Linked DNA regions of Homo sapiens: region 2 is linked to region 1. Evidence: read pairs that join two places in POLR2A ChIA-PET (ENCODE). Cell type or tissue: GM12878. All regions are shown on one strand.

Region 1 (2,500 bases):
ACTATATATAAGTCCATGAATTAAACCAATAAAATTTGGCAACCCTGAGGATCAAACACTGTGTCTGGCCTACAGTTGCTTCAGTTCTTCAGCTGCAAGAGCCTATGTCTTGCTAAATCTCTTACAGATCTTTGTAGCAGAGCCACAGAAGTTCCCTGGGTTTCTCTGATAACTTGAGCTAATAATTTAGAAATCTTGCCTTTTTTTTTTCTCCCCCAGGCTGTAGTACAATGGCCCCAACTCAGCTGACTGCAACCTCTGCCGCCCAGGTTCAAGTGATTCTCGTGCCTCAGCCTCCCGAGTAGCTGGGACTACAGGCACCCACTATCAAACCCAGCTAATTTTTGTATTTTTAGTAGAAACTGGGTTTCGCTATATTGGCCAGGCTGTCTCGAACTCCTGACCTCAAGTGATCCACCCACCTCGGCCTCCCAAAGTGCTGGGATTACAGGTGTGAGACACGGCACCCAGCCTTGTTATTACTTTTTAAGATGTTCAGCAATATTAGAAGCAGTCACAACACCTGCACAACCCTCAAATTCCATGCCTACCCTTTATGTGATCCTATGGCAATAGGATTTGGAAACCCAAAGCCTTGCCTTCAATTGGCATGTCACTGCAGGTGATCAAATAAATGATTTAATTAGCTATTTTGAGCCAAGTGTGATGGCATGGGCCTATCATCCCAACTACTTGGGAGGCTGAGTTGGAAGGGTCACTTGAGCCTGGGAGTTCAAGGCTGCAGTGAGCTATAATCCCCACTGCACTCCAGCCTGGGTGACAGAGGGAGACCTTGTCGCAAAAAAAAAAAAAAAAAAAAAAAAAAAACATATTTTGTTACTATTTGCCAAGGGCTGTGAAAATCCAATTCCTTAATGTTAGCTGGGTTCTCCTTGCCTCCATCCCAAACCAGGCCAATTAACCAACCCCAAGCTCTCCACCTACCCTTTCCCTATTGCCTGCAATCGCTTCTGCTAAGAATTTCTCCATCGGCTAATTTCTTGAAACTAATGAATGGCTCACAGATAAACTGGGAAAATAGGCAGGAATAAAGAGAAGCTATGCAGATAACTTCACAAACAAAAATAGAACCAGAGGCCAGGCATGGTGGCTCACACCTGTAATCCCAGCATTTTGGGAGGCCGAGGCAGGTGGATCACCTGAGATCAGGAGTTCGAGACCAGCCTGACCAACATGGAGAAACCCCATCTCTACTAAAAATACAAAATTAGCTGGGCATGGTGGCACATGCCTGTAATCCCAGCTACTCAGGAGGTTGAGGCAAGAGAATCACTTGAACCTGGGAGGCGGAGGTTGCAGTGAGCCAATATCGCACCATTGCACTCCAGTGTGGGCAACAAGAGCGAAACTCTGTCTCAAAACAAACAAACAAACAAAAACCAAAACATAGAACCAGAGAGCCAGTCTACTGGTATGCTGCTACCACTGCCACTGAACACAGGAACTGCAGTTTGCACTGTTGTCATCCCTGGTATTCAACATTGGATCCAAGGGTTGGCAACACAGACACTGTTGTGCTTGCCAACTTGATGCTGCTGCCACTGACACCAGAAAGAAATCTCCATTGTCCTTGTTTCTTTGTGTCATTAGTTTCAAATTCAAAATCCCAGATGAGTGCATCTGATTGGCAGAGCCTAGGTCAAGGGCCTACATCCTAGCTGGCAGAGGAGCTAGAATACTAGGTGTCTGTTCATTTCAGCTTCTCCTTTCGGAGGCAATGAATCCCTCAAATAGGAAGGGAGTTCAAAAGCTGGATGTTGATAATTACAAATGTCCATTACACATATGCTCTGTGCAAATGCCGCAGGATATAACATGTACACAGAGTTGTTTTTAGCAATACTTTTTTTTTTTTTTTGAGATGAGCTCTAGTTCTGTCACCAGGCTGGAGTCCAGTGGTGCCATCTCGGCTCGCTGCAACCTCTGCCTCCCGGGTTCAAGAGATTCTCCTGCCTCAGCCTCCCAAGTAGCTGGGATTATAGGCACGCATCTCCACACTCAGCTAGTTTTTATATTTTTAGTAGAGACAGGGTTTCACCATGTTGGCCAGCATGGTCTCGATCTCATGACCTCGTGATCTGCCCACGTCGGCCTCCCAAAGTGCTGGGATTACAGGCGTAAGCCACTGTGCCCGGCCAGCAATACTATTTTTAATACATATAACACAGTGCCTGTCTCATAGTGAGCATTAAACAAATAGCAACTCTTATTAATGTTATCATAATACTTTCATAATTACTATCATAATACTATCATAATCATGGTCATCACTATTACAAAACGTCAACCTACAGGGATCAATGAAAAAGGATTAAATAAGGTAACAAAAGTCTCAGGTAAACTGTAGGGACCAATGACAAAGAGGACTAGATGGCCCCTCCGGATCCCATGGCACTACATAACACCCTCCAGAAATTAAGTACCACCCCAGGGATGGGAGGGGAAAAACTCCAAATTGACTAAAAGTAAGTACCTTTCA
Region 2 (2,500 bases), 82 kb after region 1:
AAGTAGCTGAGACTATGGGCAGGTGCCAATGCACCTGGCTAATTTACTCAGTAATTGTTTTTTTAGCAATTTAAGAAAACTTGGAGCTCTGACCTAAAGTAGGTTGTTTGTTTGTTTTTAAATAAAGAAGAGAGAAAGGCCGGGCATAGTGGTTCATGCCTATAATCCCAGCACTTTGGGAGGCCAAGGTGAGTGGATCTCCTGAGCCCAGGAGTTTGAGACCAGCCTAGGCAACATGGGGAAACCCCATCTCTATTAAGAATACAAAAATTAGCCACGCATGGTGGCACGAGCCTGTAGTCCCAGCTACTCAGGGAGCTGAGGTGGGAAGATCACTTGAGCCTGGCATATAGAGGTTGCAGTGAGTCAAGATTACGCCACTGCACTCCAGCCTGGGTGAGAGAGCAAGACCTTGTCTCAAAAAAAGAAAAAAGAAAACTGTAACAGGTATCTATCTATGTACACAGAGCCAAGATTTAACACTATCATTTTACCATGTTTTCTTTGAATATCCTTTCTTTTCATTTAAGAAATAAAACCTTTCCAATATCATTTATAAGCATGGTATTGATTTTATTTAATGATCTAGTACCCAGAAGCACTAGAAGGTTGCTGAGCATCCTACTTGTTCTAATGACAATTCTGTCGCCTCCTTTTAATTTCGCATAATTTCCTTTGGGCTTGTCCTATTGCTGAATCTAAGGCTTCCAGTACAATGTTCACTGGAAAGCATTAAGGGCAGGCATCTTTGTCCTGTACTTGTCTTCAAAGGAAATTTTTCTACTGTTTCACCACTCATAATGATGTTTGTTGCAGTTTACTGGATACCTATTTCAATTATTAACCAATTTTTGAAAATGTAAACCACTTAAGTATTTCAAACAGGAAAGTTAGCTCGGGGAATTAATTACAAAATTATTGAAAAGGCGAAGGGGCAAAAAAGTGAAAAATGGTGTCACTCCAAGCCCAGGAAGTCTGTGCTTCTGAGCAGCTGCAGCACAGCTATTTCTGCTGCTAGAGGCTGCTGCAGAAGAAAACAAATGGATTCTCTCCCTTTGCCACCTTTTAAATCCCCACCATTGTCTCCTACTGACAGAATTGAACCAAACCACAGCAAGGGAACATGGGAAATGTAGTTGTCAGCCTTCCAGCCCTCCAGTGATAGAGAAGAGAAAATGCAAATGCAGGAAAGAAACCGAAAACTAAAAGTCAAATAAATTTCACAGTATTCTCCTTCACATTAGGGAGTTTCTGTCTATTCGTAGTCTTCCAAGGGGTTTATCGTTTGTTTACGTTTTCTGCACCTATTGAGACGTTAATATAGCTTTGCTTTTTAAATCTCTTAACGAGAATAATGAATTATATTACAGATTTTCTCATTGTTAAACCTGTTTTGCATTTCTGCTATAAAGCCTACTTGATCATGATACATCTATAAACATACATACACACACATGTATGTATATGTTTTCTATATGTGTATTTACATGCTTGATTTTATTTCCTAACATTTTGTTTAGGGATTTTACGTAAATGTTTATCAGCAGTATTGACCTTTAGTTTTTCTTTCTCCTTGCTGTCTTTGTGTAATTTTGTATCAAAGTTATACCAGTTATACCAGTTTGTGTCTTCTCCCTCCTTTTTAATTCTCTGGAAGATTAATTGTTATTTGAAGTTTGGCTTTTTAAAAATCTCCTATAAAACACTAAACCTAGTACTTTAAATGAGGACTTGTTTTAGATTAATGATTGTATTTTCATTCATATTTTTCTTTTTGAATCTGTTTCTGGAATTAATATTTTTCTAGAACATTATCTTTTTTTAAGATTTTCAAATTCAGTGGCATAAAACTATTAGAAGTATTTTAAAATAAATTTTAATATCCCAACTCTATCAGATCATTTTTGTTGCATAACAAATCATGCAAAAGCAACAAAAAAAACATGTATTGTTTGTTATGATTCTGTGAGTTGGCTGAATGGTTTCTTTCGGTCTGGGCCAGTTTGGTTGGGACTGAATGGTCTAATCTAACACGACCTTTCTCATATCTCTGGTGTTTGGCCGGCTGGTTAATCTAAAGAGGCCTATCTGAAATTATCTTGTCTTTTACTTGTGAGTTTAATCAGTTCACATTAATTGTGATTTCTGATGTATTTTAATTTATTACTACCAGTCTTACCTTTGCTTTTTGTTTCTTCCTTTTTGCCTTCTGTTGAAATCATTAACTTTTCTTCACCCTTTCTCTATTTTAGAATTGTTATACTTTTTTTTCTTTTTTCTTTTTTCTTTTTTTTGGAAATGGAGTCTCACTCTGTCGCCCAGGCTGGAGTGTGGTGGCACGATCTCCACTCACTGCAACCTCCACCTCCCAGGTTCAAGCGATTCTCCTGCCTCAGCCTCCCAAGCAGCTGGGATTACAGGTGCGCACCATGACCCCTGGCTAACTTGTATTTTTAGTAGAGACAGGGTTTCACCACGTTGGCCAGGCTGGTCTCAAACT

What was found. ChIA-PET counts read pairs that join two places held together with the same protein. Peaks named below come from ENCODE experiments on the same cell type or tissue, not always from the same donor. Only the 100,000 strongest peaks of a DNase experiment are listed, where the experiment ranks them.
Region 2: POLR2A ChIA-PET joins it to region 1 with 8 read pairs; 3 of 35 experiments call an interaction of 5 or more read pairs at or near these places.

What each region holds. Positions count from the first base shown.
Region 1 is chr5:131,147,502-131,150,001 of GRCh38, forward strand. No RefSeq gene overlaps it. Among named protein-coding and RNA genes, the nearest start is that of HINT1, 17 kb to the right of the region's middle. In GM12878, no CTCF peak of the experiment used is centred here; no DNase peak of the experiment used is centred here.
Region 2 is chr5:131,229,515-131,232,014 of GRCh38, forward strand. It overlaps a transcript of CDC42SE2 not described here. Among named protein-coding and RNA genes, the nearest start is that of CDC42SE2, 33 kb to the right of the region's middle. In GM12878, no CTCF peak of the experiment used is centred here; a DNase peak (open chromatin) is centred at 1,147; H3K4me3 peaks cover 921 bases; H3K27ac peaks cover 1,448 bases.